Regions from separate parts of the Homo sapiens genome. Here region 2 is linked to region 1. A link is a loop called in an ENCODE intact Hi-C map of the cell type or tissue named here. Cell type or tissue: PC-9. All regions are shown on one strand. Links, peaks and the distances in the headings refer to the core of each region. The heading gives the core; the rest is flanking DNA. Region 1 overlaps PARD3 (par-3 family cell polarity regulator). Region 2 overlaps PARD3 (par-3 family cell polarity regulator).

Region 1 (8,282 bases), core at 1,473-6,472:
TGTGATAATGTTGATGGTCTGATGTACAATGTTTCTTATTCTTAAAACATACCAGGTGTGTATTATATTTGCAAAGTAAATGTAGTGCTTCTAGTGGTAGCTGGTAGGTTTGCTGGTAGCTGAATGTGGGAACCCTAGAAGTCATGTCTATGGCTCATCTTCACTGTGAGTGCAGAGTCCTGCCAGCCCAGCACAAATGGCTAGTGTTTCTTCATCAGCAACAGTCATTTTCCCCGACTCCCAGTCTCCAATACATCAAGACTATTTTGTGGAACGTAAGAGTTTTTGTCAAGTATTTAACATCATATAGATAGAGCCTTTTAAAAAGTAAACTTTTGGCTGGGTGCAGTGGTTCACACCTTTAATCCTAGCACTTTGGGAGGCTGAGGCTGGAGGATTGCTTGAGTCCGGGAGTTCAAGACCAGCCTGGGCAACCTAGTGGGACCCCATCTCTACAAAAAAAAAAAAAAAAAAAAGTCAGGCATGGTGGCATGTGTCTGTGTTCCCAGCTGAAGGCTGGGATGGGAGGAAGGCTGAGGTGGGAGGATCACCTGAGCCTGGGAGGTTGAGTCTGCAGTGAGTTGTGATCGTGTTACTGTACTCCAGCCTGGGCGACAGAGTGAGACCCCATCTCTCTCTCTCTCTCTCTCTCTCTGTCTCTCTGTCTCTTTGTCTCTCTCTCTCTCCCTCTCCCTCCCTGCCTCTCTCTTTCTCACACACAAAAAAGTAAACTGTTTAGTAAAGTGGGTTGATAAATGTTTTAGGGTTTTGTTTTAGAACCTGAACCTATTGTAGGAGTGACCTGGGTGACTTTCAGGTTTGGAAACAGCATTAGAGTTTCTATTTATGTGATTTTCTTTTTTAAAGACCAACTTATTTCAATGTCAATAAAAGTATGGGTGTAAACTAGGGCTTCAAAATAGCTTCGTGAAATAAAATTGAATGCTCTTTTGTGGCTGTGTTCAAATCACGTATACCTGTATTTATATTTTATATATATGTATTTGTATTTATATCTATGTTATGTTTATATGTGTGTAAGCACTTTTTCTAATCCCATCCTTGACACATCATCCTCCCTGGTTCGTTTATCATGATATACATAATTTTTTTGGTGGCTGTACTTTGTTCCTTTAGGACTCATCGTTTTCTTAAGTAGAACACCATAGCCCTTTCTTTGTAGAAGTATAGTGCACTGCAGAACATAAAATACTACAAAAAGATAATGGAAGGCAGGCATTTGTCTTTGCTTAACATTGATTCTCCAGGGTAATCTGCTCATTTTAATCATCAAGGGAGGAATGCTGAATCATTTTATGTGAGTTAGTAGAAGAAATAGGCCATTATTTGCCACTGGAAATCTCCCAGGAATTTTATAACTTGGCTATATTTCTAAAATGTTTCACTAATTACTTTTTAGGACTGAAAAATAATCAATCTGATTTGTTTTGTTTTAAACTAGCCTAGATACCAGAATATGTGTATAATTTTTTTTATGTTTGAAAGATAATCCAAATGGGGATTCCTTTTATTTTTTGACAGAGTCTCGCTGTGTTACCCAGGCTGGAGTGCAGTGGTGTGATTGTGGTTCACTGCAACCTCAGCCTCCTGGGTTCAAGTGATTCTCCTGCCTCAGCCTCCCGAGTAGCTGGGACTATGGGTACACGCAACCACACCTGGCTAATTTTTGTATTTTTAGTAGAGATGGAAGTTCACCATGTTGGCCAGGCTGGTCTCAAACTCCTGACTTCAAGTGATTTGCCTGCCTCAGCCTCCCAGAGTGCTGAGATAATAGGCATGAGCCACTGTGCCTGACCCCTTTTGTTTTTTTAAGGCTAGGTACTTGAATATATTTGTGTTTCACCCCACTTTTTTTTTGTTTTTGGTTGAATTTTATGTCCAAATAATGTTATATGTTCTGTGACAGGATCATATATAAAGAAATATATTAATTATCCAATTTAATTTAATTTATTTATTGCAGTATAACACATTATCCCAAAACTTAGTGGTTTAAAAAACAGACATTTACTGACTCATAGTTTCTGTGGGCCAGGACTTGAGGTGTGTGTTAGTTGGATCTCCACGGCTGTCTGTCTCAGGTTGCAGTCATCTGAAGGCTGGAGCAGGGCTGGGCATTCTGCTTCCAAGCTTATTCAGGTGGTTGTTGACAGGAGGTGTCAACTCCTCACCACATGCAGCTCCTAATCTGAGAGAGAGCCAGTGAGTGCCTAAAACAGAAGGCACATGCTCTTTATAAACTAATTTGGAAGCAACATCCTGTCACTTCTGCTATTATATTAGAAGTAGAATGGGGCTGGGCACAGTGCACATGCCTGTAATCCCAGCGCTTTGGGAGGCTGAGGCGGGCAGATCACTTGAGGTCAGGAGTTCTAGAAAGCCTGGCCAACAAGGTGAAACGATCTTCTCTATTAAAGATACAAAAATTAGCCGGGCATGGTGGCAGGTGCCTGTAATCCCAGGTACTTGGGAAGCTGAGGCACAAGAATCACTTGAACCCAGGAGGTGGAGGTTACAGTGAGCAGAGATCCTACCACTGCACTCCAGCCTGGGTGGCACAGTGAGACCCTGTCTCAAAACAAACAAAAAAAGTAGTAGATTGGGACCAGGCATAATGGCTCATGTCTGTAATCGCAGCACTTTTGGAGGCCAAGGTGGGAGGATCACTTGAGTCCAGGAGCTGGAGACCGGCCTGGGCAACATAATAAATACTGTTTCTACACCGCTGCGCTGTCCCCCACACCCCGCCTGCCAAAAAAAGGTAGATTGGGGAGGGGTTTACACAGAGACATAAAAACCAGAAGATAGGGAGATCATTTTAGAGGCTGCCTCCCACATTGAGATTACTTACATAATATAGTTGGCTAAGATTGGAATTATACTAAACTTGTTGAAACCTATATACCTAGTGGCATTGTGAAAGATTTTGACAGGTAAAGTCATGTGCAAATACGAATAAAGGAATTCCACTCCCCAAAACGAAGTATTTTTAGATTCATAAGTGTTCTCAGCTAATAAAGTAGACAAAAATCAGAAAGCGCAGCAGTATGTGCAGAGCTTTTCACATGATATTAAAAATTAAGCCATAAGGCAGTTTGTCTCTTATTCCACATGTGGAATAAAGTGACTTGTGAAATGCCATGGTGGGTGCCTTTATTCAAGAATCCTCTTCAGTAGTATTTTTACCGCAGCACACACGTTATGCTGGCTGAAATCCTTGTGCGTAGCATGTTGCCTGCTGAAAATAATTCTGCCTTGGCCTTAGGCGATGTGCTGTTGAATTGGCTGCCTCAAATTGTCCCTCTCACTTCCTGTTTTATATGAATACTTTTTCTTTGCTCTCTTTTACTTGCTTAAAATCGGAATGTTTGATTGCTATGTGCATCATCCTTCAGTGAAATGTTTGAGGTGGAAAGTTCTAGAAGTTTCTTTTTCCCTTTTGTTGATGCGTGGAATAGATACCAGTCACTTTTAGAAATACTTGGGTGGTTCTAGCTAAAATGTGATATTCTACTTTAGCAAGGCCACTTGTGAAACAGTTCTCAAGAGCACAGTGTATCTAGTAAGTGCTTACTCATTGATTAAATATTATGTACATTGTTTTTCTTCTAATGTGATAGGACCATTTAGGACCTAAGTTTAAAGATTTACACGTGTGAATAAAATCCGTTGCATACCCTGTTCTGAGCCAGTTTTCTATGCCGTAGTATATTTCTTTGGTTCCTATTAGAAAAAAAAAAGTGCTTCATATCCAATTCTCATTGAGTTGTATCTATTCTCAGTATTGAGTTTTTTTTTCTTTTTTTCTTTTTAAAAAAGTTTCAGTATTGAATTTTGATTACTGGAAGCCATTTAATTTTGTCTTCATTTATTTTAGTTTTCATTTATCTTCAGTGCCTATGATTCTGTAGCTTTTTCCTTCCGCCTCTTTCTATTCTTTTTGTGCAGCAAAAATCATCCTCCATGTCATAGTCTTTGTTTGCATAACCTGTTCTGTCTGACACAACCATCTATCATGACCTAATTTAGCCGTTTCAGTCACACCTAGTATAATTTATACCATGGGGGAATTTCCTGTGCTGTTAAACCTTCCTTGTCATCCGTCACCAACTTAAGGAGCTTCCAGGTGTGCCCTTTCACAGGGTGGGCTTGGACTTTTCTAGTTCTTGCATTTTAGGTAGGAGCTGTTCTCAGGAATTTTTTTCTTCTGTGAATGAGTAAAGTGAAATTAATCCAAACTCAGTGCTTCCAGGATTAAAACACATTTCCATATTACACTGTCTGTAAGTTGAAGGGCCTTAGTGCTTGAGTGCCCCAACTAGAAAATGACTCATCATGAGGTGTCCTTCTGTAGACAGTGTGACGTGATAAGAGGAAGAAGGAAATTGTGGGCAACACAGTGACTTCCCAGTGACAATTCACTTGCCTCTCCTAATATCCTTCATTCCAAAGCTGCTCTTCTGCAGATGGTTATGAGGCATAGTGTGGTGGAGTGGAAAGACTTTGGAATAATGCTCTGCCACTTTCTAGCTGTGTTATTTGGAAAAATTGCTTACCTCTCCCTGAACCTGGGTTTCCTTATCTGTAAAATGGGGAGCATACTACCTTTCTTGAAGGGATTTGTTAAAAAGAATGTGTAAAATAACATATAGCAGTGGCATGTGGAAATTGTTGGATACTCCAAAAAAGTTGATGTGATTTTAAAACTTTTTCTTTACTCAGCTAATGTTTATCCTAGCTTTTCTCATGTTAGTACTAAGCCCTGATTGCATGAGGTTTTCTTAAAGTGGCCCATGTAGATAATTATAGCATTTTCTAGCATTTCATAGTTTAGGCCAATATTGGATTACAGAATGAATACTTTGAGTGCTTGCAAAGGGGTCAGGAACAGATGCATTTTTAGGAGTATCAAAGTCTGCCAATAAGGAAGCTGGTTTAGGAAATTAAATTATATGCCCAAACATTTTATGTCTACAGATGCAGGTTTATCTAGAAGAGAGGAGAATTTTCTAATAGTATACTGAAGCATCATCAGCAGAACCCTTCCAGTGCAAGGACAAAATGGGGCATCGTTTACTCTGAATTTTATGACCAGCGGCAGAAAAATGTGTCACTGATGAGGTTAACTGGGGACCAGAATCCTGGGCATGGTCCTAGTTGGCATGAGTAGAATTTGCAATGGTTTTCAGGATGTATTTTCTTCTTTTTTCTTTTCTTTTCTTTTTTTTTTTCTTGGAGACAGGTTTCGCCCAGTGGCACGATCTTGGCTCATTGCAACCTCTGCCTCCCTTGTTCAAGCGATTCTCCCACCTCAGCCTCCCGAGTAGCTGGGTTTATAGGCGTGAGCCACCGTGCCTGGCTAATTTTTTTGTATTTTTAGTAGAGATGTGGTTTTGCCATGTTGGTTGGCCAGGTTGCTCTCGAACTCCTGGCCTCAAGTGATCTGCCTGCCTTGGCCTCCCAAAATGTTGGGATTACAGGCATGAGCCACCGCACCCGGCCAGGACATGTTTTCTTAAAGACAATTTAAGAGTCAGGAAGTGGAAAAGGAAAGACAGGTAGATGAAGGACAGGCTGTAGCATGTCACACCTCACAGTTATTTGCAACTTTCTGTTAACCAGATACTGTGTTAGATGAGAATAAGAACTTAAATTTTTTATTTTTAGTGCTGACTAGTAATTAACTATAATTTTCAGTCATGATCACTGTGTTTGAACCTCCTGTGCAGATATTGTGGAAATATGTATTTTAGATGTGAGGAAGTTCTAATATAAATGAAGGCTCTAAGTAAAGAAAAAGATGCAAAATGCTGTCATAGACTTCGAAAACAGATTTGGATAAAAAACATTGCACCTACCAGAGGAATCAAGGAGAAATTTTTCCTCACAGATATTCAAGACATTATGTTATTTATCTTGTTTATGACTTTAGAACCTTTTTTTAGGGGGATGACAGTACCTTTTGGTGATTTGAGTCTAAAATTTGAAACTAAGATTCATGCAGAAAAGTAAAAGAAGAAAATTTTCGGAGAAGAAAGCAGTGGTTGAAAAATCTGTTAGCAGTGTTCCCTTTTGTCTTTTCAGCCTGTTCACCAGGAACTCGGAGCTTTGCACTGTGATTATTTTATTGGTTCAAAGGACAGAGATTGTCTTTAAAATGATGAATGGCTTTGATTATGTGTAGTGGCTCACACCTGTAATCCCAGACTTAAGGAGGCTGAGGCGGGAGGATTGCTTGATGCTAGCAGTTTGAGGCCAGTTTGGGCAATGTAGTGAGACCCCATCTCTATAAAAAGTAAAAAAACTAGTCAAGTGTGGTGGTGCATGCCTGTAGTCCCAGCTACTTGAGGCTGAGGCAGGAAGATCACTTGAGCTCAGGCGTTCAGGACTACCACTACGCCACAGCCTAGGCAACAGAGCTGACTCTTTTTTTTTTTTTTTTTTTTTATAAGAAAAAAAAAAAAGGTGCATTGGCTGGGCGCGGTGGCTCAAGCCTGTAATCCCAGCACTTTGGGAGGCCGAGGCGGGCAGATCATGAGGTCAGGAGATCAAGACCATCCTGGCTAACACGCTGAAACCCCGTCTCTACTAAAAACACAAAAAATTAGCCAGGTGTGGTGGCGGGTGCCTGTAGTCCCAGCTACTCAGGAGGCTGAGGCAGGAGAATGGCGTGAACCCAGGAGGTGGAGCTTGCAGTGAGCTGAGATCGTGCCACTGCACTCCAGTCTGGGCAGCAGAGTAAGACTCCGTCTCAAAAAAAAAAAAAAAAAAAAAGGTGCATTTTTTTGCCATGGGGAGATTGGAGGAGGGAGGGTGAGGGGTACTGCCAACCTGTACAGTGATTTCAACCCAGATTAGCATCCTAGCCCCTCTCTCTGCTGGTTTGGTTTAACAACTTATTGTAAGTTTGGTGCTCCTGTGTGAGACTAGAGTAAAGGACCATGGGCATCTTCATGGTTGTTGGGAAGCTGTTAGTCCCCAGAACTAGAGCAAGTGGGGCCAGTAGGTACAATTCTCAGATATGGTGGCCTTTGAAGCAGGTAAGCACAGCCTGTCTTGGGCCTTAACATTAATGCCTGTCTTGTTGATTTGTCATTATCATTTTAGTTTTGTAATTGGTTGATTGAGACAGAAGGGGAAAAATGGCAAAAAAAAGCATGTTATATATGCTTAGGATGGAATGTTTTCTTTTTCCCATTCCTCATCTCAATTCCCAGTTTAATGCCAAATCTTTGAGTATCCATATTCTTGAGGAGAGACTGTTCTTGGAAATCATTTGATGAGAAAACTGCTGAGAAGCTGATCAGATGCCAACATCAGAGGGCAGTTTAGGTTATCTGCTAACTACAAGCAGATCCAGATCCTAGTAGCACTGAGCATAGACAGACACCAAGTTATGACCTCTCAAGTTGCTAGTTGAGCCTCATGAAAGGAAGATTTGCTGTGGGAGGGCATACCCTTGCACTGGGCTCTTGTGATCGGCCCAGCAATTCTTTTTCTGTTATTTTTTTTGAGACAGAGTTTCTCTCCTGTCACCCAGGCTGGAGTGTAGCAGTGCAATCTCAGCTCACTGCAACCTCTGCTTCCCTGGCTCAAGCGATTTTCCTGCCTCAGCCTCCTCAGTAGCTGGGATTACGGGTGCATGCCACCACGCCCGGCTAATTTTTTTTTTTTTTTTAATTTTTAGTAGAGACGGGGTTTCACCATGTTGGCCAGACTGGTCTCGAGCTCCTGACCTCAAGTGATCTGCCCGCCTCAGCCTCCCAAAATGCTGGGATCACAGGCATGAGCCACCGCGCCCAGCCTCGGCCCAGCAATTCTTCTTGAAGCTGTCAGTCATCCTTTGCCTCATTGAAAATGTCGATTTTTGGCTCACTCTGCCTGTTTTAAGGACCTTGGAAAAGTGACAATCTCACATTGACCAAAACTTTCCATTTGCTCATAAGCTTTAAGGACTTCTTACACGTAGTCTTGTGTCCTTGTGGTCAAGGATGTAGGTCCCTGCTTATAAGCCCCACCTCATGTTCTCATCACTGTTGACATCATGGCTTTAGCTGAAGTGTCTCTTTCTGTTATTAGTTACTCATAAATGTCGTTTATTAACAGGAGGAAGGTTATTCTTAGAATTATTTCTGATGAGGTATTTGTATGTGTATAGTTTAAGTCAGGGGATTGTCTGTAATCCAACGCAGTCTGAAATAGTTTTTGGAGGTTGGCATAGTTTCATTTCACCCTGTCCAATTTGTTCAGAGAAGCCTGGA
Region 2 (8,282 bases), core at 1,318-6,317, 59 kb after region 1:
TTTTTTTGGACAGAGTGTCTGTCACACAGGCTAGAGTGCAGTGGCCCAGTCGTAACTCACCATAGCCTTGAACTCCTGGGCTCAAGCAGTCTTTCTGCCTCAGCCTCCTGAGTAGCTGGGACTGTGGGTGCATGCCACCACACCTGACTTATTTTTATGGTTTTTTTTTTTGTACAGATGGGATCTTGCTGTGTTGCCCAGGCTGGCCTTAAACTCCTGGCCTCAAGCAGTTCACCTGCCTTGGCCTCCAAAGTGCTGGGATTACAGGAATGAACCACTGTGCCTGGCCTGTTTTTCATATTTTAATTCCAAAATACTTTTTTTAAAAAAATTCTCTCTCACCACGTTTCTTTCTTTCTTGCTTTCCTCCCTTCTCATATTCCTCTGCAACCTGAATGTACCACCATCTGACCTCTCTCAGGATACCAGTGATGGATTTTTAGTAGCATCTTTTTATACAGTCTCTGGTTCTTTCAAGTTGTGTTTACTATTTGTTTTGTTCTCTCTTCCATCCTTGGGGTGTTCTTAAAAGTCTGTCTCTCCATGGTTGGCTCTGACCTAAGGCACTAATGGTAACTTGAGAGCACTGAGTTCAGGCACGGGCGTACACTGTGAGCTTCACTGGGTGGTCCCTGGACTGGGCCAGATTCCCCCCTGCCTTTTCTCTTTAGATGGATAGAGGCCCAGGGAAAGATCTTCCCACCTCTAGCCTTGGGGGGATAAGCCCTGGCTGGCATTCTGAGAGCAAGTGGAAGCAGAGGGCTGGATTTTTCTGTAATCAGTACGTAAATATTCACTTGGCTCCTCTCATTTTCAACAAGGCACCTCTACAATTGTTCCTCCTCTAGTTTCTCAGTCCAGACCTGCTGTCTGAGCCTGCAGTGAGCCGCCAGGGGCTGGGAGGGGCAGTCACTGTGCTCTCTGGAAGCATTGGGAAGCTGGGGCTTTAATTACTACAGACTTTCAGACAGTATTGTTATTTTTCCTCCCATCTTTTACATTTATTATTATTTTAATTTTATTATTATTATTTTTTCTGAGACACGGTCTTACTGTGCCCAGGCTGGAATGCAGTGACGCAGTCATGGCTCACTGCAGCCTGAAATTCCCCAGGGTCAGGTGATCCTCCCACCTCAGCCTCCTAGGTGGCTGGGACTACAGGTATGCACTATCATGCCTGGCTTTTTTTTTTTTAATATTAAAATTGTTTTATTATCATTATTATTTTGAGACGGAGTGTTGCTGTTGCCCAGGCTGGAGTGCAGTGGCGCAATCTCAGCTCACTGCAACCTCTGCCTCCCGGGTTCAAGCGATTCTCCTGCCTCAGCCTCCTGAGTAGGTGGGATTACAGGTGCCCGCCACTATGCCCGGCTAATTGTTTTGTATTTTTAGTAGAGACTTGCTTTCACCATGTTGGCCAGGCTGGTTTCAAACTCTTGACCTCAAGTGATCCACCCACCTTGGCCTCCCAAAGTGCTAGGATTACAGGCGTAAGCCACCACACCCAGCCAAAATTGTTTTATTATTATATTTTAGAGACAAGCTCACTGTAGCCTCGAACCCCTGGGCTCAAGAGATCCTCCACCTTAGCCTCCCAAGTAGCTGGACTATGGGCACAGGTGCACACCACCACACGTTGGTGATTTTTCCAGTTTTTTTGTAGAGATGGGGCCTCACTACGTTCCCCAGACTAGTCTGGAGCTCCTGGGCTTGAGTGATCCTCCTGTCCCTGCCTCCCAAAGCACTGGGAGTATAGGCATAAACTACCGTGCCTGGCCCCTTCCCATCCTTGTTCCGGTGTTCTGACATTCTTGGTTCTCCCCATTCCAGAGCCTCTTACCGGCTCTGTTGGGGAAGTCTTGCTGCTTCTTGGCTTTCCCCACAGTTACCTTGGGGTTCCCTTTCTTGGTTCTGCAAAATGTGTCGCCTCTGGGCCATCTGCTTCTCAGCTTCCAAAAACTGTGTTTCCCTCATTTCCCTCTGTTCTCTTTGTCTTTGTGCGATTATGCTTGGAAACAACAACAACAACAACAACAACAACAACAACAACAACAACATCCCCGCGTGTATTGTGGTTTCAGTGGGCTTTCAGTAGGAAATAAAAATAAGTGTGTCTTTTTGATATGATGTTTTTACCCTTTCATTTTTATCTTTGTGTTCACAGCGTTCTGAATCACCTCTGCCATTCTTCCCTGCTGCTCACACCCTTCCCCCTGCTCAGGGTCCTCCTCTTGTGCCCTGTCCCTCTGGTCTGCTCATTCTGCTAAAACCTCCCCATGAAGACCTTTCCAAGTGAGAGTGATCTTTCCTTCCTGAATTCACAAAACATTTTTTTTTTGGTGTAGTTTTCTTTGAACACGTGGTCTACCTCTTTTTTATGACTTATATTTTGTCAGATAAATTTTATTTTATTTTTGAGATGGAGTCTCACTCTGTTGCTCAGGCTGGAGTGCAGTGGTGTGATCTCAGCTCACTGCAACCTCCGCCTCCCAGGTTCAAGTGATTCTCCTGGGACTACAGGAGAAAGAGGAGCTGGGACTACAGGCGCACGCCACCATGCCTGGCTAATTTTTATGCTTTTTGTAGAGACAGGGTTTCATCATGTCGGCCAGGCTGGTCTCTAACTCCTGACCTCAGGTGACCCACCTGCCTCAGCCTCCCAAAGTACTGGGATTATAGGTGTGAGCCACTGCGCCTGGCCTGTCAGATAAATTTTAATTTCTGATGTTGGGTGATGATTGTTTCTTTGCCTTCATGCAATGCTTTGCATGTAGTAAATACTCAAATTTTTTTTTTATCAACATAGATTTTTTTCAGTGATCTTTTTCTGGTCTTAAGTTAGACAGGATATTGACCATTGCTGTATGCCATGGTTAATGAAAAAGTAGGGTGCTATTTCTAGTTGCAGATACTTTTCTTGAAATTTGCACATGTGGGTAATATGCGGAGCCTATGCATTATACATGTCATAACTCACAAAAGCTCGCCTTAGGACTTTGCACTGTTTTCTCTTACCACATCCTGGAGTAGAGTGGGCCTCAGCATTCCTTGCAACTTGCATCTTGTAGAGTTACCTCTGCTTCCATTCTTAGTCTTAGGAAATGTTTTGTCTAGCACTAGGCAAGGTGAAGTTGATGTTCTTTATCTGAATAAGAGCAGTGATTCTTCATGTGGTTTTGTCTCCAGGTTTCTTCGGTGGGTTTGGACCTATCCTTGGGAGCCTTGCCCCATGAGGACATTCACTGCTTGATCATCTATTTGATGGATGAACTCTGCCCCTCGTTTATTGCTGTGTGTGATGGACTTTTGGTTGTCATAATACACAATTATTGTTAGTGTTTAACTCTTTTGTTATTTTAAATGGACATATCCTGAATGAGAAACATTCTTCTTCTTTTTTAGTTGAATGTTCTGTCATGTTTGTTTATTCACCCAATGACTGATACAATTATTGTAGAATTAGAATTTATTGGTAGTATAAAAAGTGGCTTATCATAACTTTTATCTTCCCCCTAAGAGACGGGGCCTCACTCTGTTGCCCAGGCTGGAGTGCAGTGATACAATCACAGCTCACTGCAGCCTTGAATTTTTGTGCTCAAGGGATCCCCCTGCCTTAGTCTCCCAATTAGCTGGGACTGCAGGTGTGGGTCACTATGCCTTGGCCTTCTAAAGTTCTGGGATTACAGGGATGAGCCATCATGCCGGACCTTATCACAATTTTTTGCTCAGCTACATTTCTGAGTGTCTATGGACTGGACAGTAGAGATTCCTACTGTTATTATTTTAAACTTTTTAATGCAAACTACTACAAAGTGGAATCAATAAGTATGCGCTAACTTTTTCTCACTGGATACTGGACTCTTCCCTTGAAAATAAAGCAAGTCCTCTGTTCATTGAAAGAGAATTATGGTATGAAAGCTGCCAGTTAAAATTTCCCAAGAGACCACTGTTCTACGGAGTTGTATTTTTCAGTGGCAAAAATATCCTTCCTGGTTTTTAAACTCTTGTGGGAGGAGGTCATTTTTATATGTTTATTTTTTATGTTTTATTTATTATTTTTTTATTTTTAATGCAGCATGCTCTGTTGGGGTTACTGTTGATCTCCTGCTCAGTTCTTTTCAAAACGTCATATCCATTCAGCACATTTTTGTGGAGTGGCATTTAATAAGTGGCAGCCTGATATTTGCCTTGGCATGATGTTATCATGATTGCTTGGCATAGCTGACTGTTGAGTCAGGACCCCTCCGGAGGCAGGAGTCAACCATTGACTCTCAAAATTAGAAAAGCCTTGATCAGTTAGTTGGAGGATTACAAGCCAAGTTTATAGAGTATTTCAAAGAGAGGGTAACATATTCTGCTGATAGACCAAATAAGATGAGGACAGACAACAGACTTTTGTGTTAAGCATCGTGGAGGCTGCTGTGGATATGATGGAAGAGGAAGCCTGATTGGAATGGGGTTATGGGAGGAAGACACACTTGAAGCAAGTATAGACAATTTTTAAAAAAAATTTGCTGTGAAGATCATCAAAGAATTGGTATAATAACCGGAAGGTAAAGTAGTGTCAACAAAAGGTTTTGTGCTGCATATGTAAAAATAATTCACAGCCTTTAAAGGCTCACGCTTGACACCTGACTCTATCTTCCATACGATTGTGGTTTTTAGGAACATTAACAGTGGGACAGGCTGGGCTCAGTGGCTCATGCCTATCATCCCAGCACTTTGGGAGGCTGAGGTGGGAGGATTGCTTGAGCCCAGGAGTTGGAGGCTGCATTGAGCTATGATTGCACCATTGTACTTCAGCTTGGATGACAGAGCGAGACTGTCTCTAAACAAAAGAAAACAGTGGGCTGGAGTTAGACTGCTGATCTGCTTTGGGGGTGTGATGGTCAGGAAAAGCTCTTGGAGAAGAGGATGCCTGAGAAGTCTTGATGGACAGACAGGGCTGGCCTGGAGGGTAAGGTGTGGTCCAGGCATTGGAGGCCTTGGGCACAGAGTGGGGGGAAAATGGTGCAGGGCCTAACAGGCTGTGAAAGGGAAAGTGCTGGGGAAAAGGTGGAAATGTAGCAAGTTCTGAAGGATGAAGTTATGAGGTTGAGAAAGTCCATAGGTGCGGATTTATTTCCAAGGGGTGGCTACAAATATTATATAAAGGCTGCAGATAATGATCTCATCTGGAGGGAGTGAACAGGATTAGGAGGCTTAAAGAATGGTTTCATAAGCCACATTTTGGAGGTTGGTGTGCTTGTGTGTGTGGAAGTATTTTAGAAACGAAAGTTGATATTTAAGTTGATTGGGTCACCCTTGAGCTTGCTTGGTGGGAAGAGGTGGGCAGGATGTGGCTATTCTAAGTGGCCAGGGGACACCTCTTTCTTATTCACCCCCAGGACATTATTTCCAATTTTCCTTGAAGAGGAAATACCATTTACCATCAGTAAATGGTTTTGGGACTTCATTCTTTGGGGACTCAACACATCTGGAGATGCCAAATTCTGGAGCTGTCTCAGTGGCAGGTGTCCCAGGGACTCCTGGATGATGTTGTAATTGGGATTCATGTGCAGTCAGAATAGGCCCCACAAATGAAGAGGATGCCAACGTGTGTGTGTGTGTGTGTGTGTGAGTGTTTGTTTTACAAACTTACTCTCTGTGTTCTAGATAAATGATTCCTTTCATAGAGGTCCAGATAGATGAGGGTGCAGAGGAACTCTGTTACTTGCAAAATGGTTTTAACGGTAATGTTTAATAACTTTGAGGATTAAGGTCTGAGTTACTTGCTGTGCTGGTTAAAAAGTGACAAGGATTGGTCATTCTGCATTTTTAAAATAAGTGTTCCGTTTCAGTGATACTTAGGCATGCTTTGTTAGAGATGGACTTGGAGAGCTTCTTAATAATATGGATTCTCCCCGCACCCCTGCTCCAGGGTCTTAGTCAGTAGATCTGGAACAGGGTCCAGGAATCTGTATTTTAACTCTTCATTAATCATTAGCCTCCTTCTTCCAATCTTTGCTTCAGGAAAGAACTGTATCAAACATCATCTTTAGGTATGAAGAATGGAGGATTGAACTTCTGGATAGCAATTGTGTTGCAGAATGAAAGCAGTAGGGAATGGTGAAACATGCAATTTAGTATATTTTCATCTGAATATGTACGTAAGAGTGATGTAGAAGTTCAGAAACACACAACTATGTTTCTTCTTCAGATCATTTGAAAGCAGAGTTTTAAGGATTTTAAAATATACGTACACCATATAGAAGTGTATAAAATTTAAAATGATGTCCTTTTTTTTCCTTCTCCTCAATCCCACTGCAGGATAACCACTGCAAATTTTGAGGGGGGTGTGTGTGTGTGTGTGTGTTTACGCATTTTAATATGTGTGTGTGTGTGTGTGTGTGTGTCATTTTGTCTCTGTAAAAAGAGGCTCAAGCCACACAGGATGTGCTTTGTTCACTACGGTCTTGTCAGCATCCTTCTGTGTCCCTATCTTTAGACCTATTTGTAAGAAACACTTGGAGCCACCAGGGTGTGCAAACTACTTTTTGCAGATAAGCAAAAATACAAATTCTTCAGACACATAATATATGCTGTTTGCTTATTAGAATATTTCTGTAGATTGCATTGGGGGTTAATAAGTATAATAAGTATTTCATATATTGGGCAATAGGAAATCTAGTATGCTTTAGAGAAATCAGTATTACTTATGCAGTACATATTGCAGGTTTGTGCAGTTCCTATCATAATAGAGTATCAGCATCAGAGCCAAAGGGAAGAGTGTGTATGAGTCACTCCATCATAAAAGGAGCAGTGACTCAATACCAAACTTAGGGTGCTGTCTGAATTTTTAATCAGTTGCAGTATTGTTGATATGAGGTTGATTCCTTTTTATGGGCAGGAAGTTATCACGGTTTAAAATGTCTAATTCCCTTTTGGTGATGCTAACTTGCTATATTCAGTGTTTCTGTTCTTTCGTATAGGATCCAAACTACTGGATACAGGTGCATCGCTTGGAACATGGAGATGGAGGAATACTAGACCTTGATGACATTCTTTGTGATGTAGCAGACGATAAAGACAGAGTGAGTTCAGGTCCTGGGGAACCTGTTCTGAATGCATTTTTTTTTTTTGAGGACTAGGGAGCGGGTGCGATTCTTTTCCTTTCTGTTTTAGACACATACTTTAAATTATGTGTGGGCCACCCACTCTAGTATATTTTCTTTTATAATAAGTATCATGAATCTTCACTGTCCTGAATACCAAGGTATAATGATTTTCTTGATACCTGGGACTTAACACTAGGTTTTGGGGTTTTAAAACTACACTTTTACAATGGAAATATCACAAAAAGATTTCTATGCCATATTCTGCCTTAATTTAACCAAACATAACATCTTTCTTCACAACTCGGGCCTGTCCTTATCATCTCCGTGTATACAACATGCAGCCATTCTGCATTCTGGTCCCAGCGTTGGCCCTGAGAAGATCCATCCCAACCGTGGCCTTGGCGGTGCACCGTGCTCCTGTGCAGTGGGCGAGTGTGTCCCAGGCAGCCTACCCTGTGCAGGGCCTGGCCCTCAGGAAGCTCAGCCTTGCTGTGCGATGGGCCATTTGTGTCCCGGGCAGCCTCTCCTGTGCAGGGCCTGGATCTCAGGAAGCTCGGCCTTTTCTCCATCAGTGCTCTGATGCTCTGTGTGTGCTTCCCCAGTCTTTACTGTGGTCTGTGAGTTTGGCTCCTGGACCTATCCACCTACTGCTCTTCAGTGTTCCCTCCCACTACCCCACTTTTTTTCTGTACTCTTGAGAGGAATGAGGAAGAGGAAGAGGAGGGGGAGGAGGAACGTTCAGCGTTTTGAGAATGCGTGACAGGATGTTCGGCTCTGGATGTAGAAGTCAGCAAATTCTTTTTTTTTTTTTTTTTTGAGATGGAGTCTTGCTCTGTTGCCCAGACTGGAATGCAGTGGCGTGATCTCGGCTGCTCACTGCAACCTCTGCCTCCTGGGTTCAAGCGATTCTCCTGCCTCAGCCTTTTGACTAGCTGGGATTATAGGCGTGCACCACCACGCCTGGCTAATTTTTGTATTTTTAGTAGAGACATGGTTTCACCATGTTGGTCAGGCTGGTCTTGAACTCCTGACCTCATGATCCGCCTGCTTTGGCCTCTCAAAGTGTTGGCATTACAGATGTGAGCCACCACACCCGGCCCTGGCCACTCCTTTTGTATTTGGCTTATAAGGAATTGCAGAAGGGCTCATAGCCACATACATAGTTACATCAGCATGGTAGTATGG

What was found. Hi-C counts contacts between places; a loop is a spot of excess contacts. Peaks named below come from ENCODE experiments on the same cell type or tissue, not always from the same donor. Only the 100,000 strongest peaks of a DNase experiment are listed, where the experiment ranks them.
Region 2: a loop joins it to region 1, with 4 times the contacts of the local background. A loop is called at or near these places in 1 of 110 quality-filtered maps.

Annotation. Positions count from the first base shown.
Region 1 is chr10:34,754,664-34,762,945 of GRCh38, reverse strand. All of the region lies in intron 1 of PARD3 (par-3 family cell polarity regulator), which reads left to right. Among named protein-coding and RNA genes, the nearest start is that of PARD3, 56 kb to the left of the region's middle. In PC-9, for the core only: no CTCF peak of the experiment used is centred there; a DNase peak (open chromatin) is centred at 4,375; H3K27ac peaks cover 3,241 bases.
Region 2 is chr10:34,695,109-34,703,390 of GRCh38, reverse strand. PARD3 (par-3 family cell polarity regulator) reads left to right here. Exons shown (of 25, transcript NM_001184785.2): 2 at 6,972-7,073. Among named protein-coding and RNA genes, the nearest start is that of PARD3, 120 kb to the left of the region's middle. In PC-9, for the core only: no CTCF peak of the experiment used is centred there; a DNase peak (open chromatin) is centred at 4,190; H3K27ac peaks cover 1,697 bases.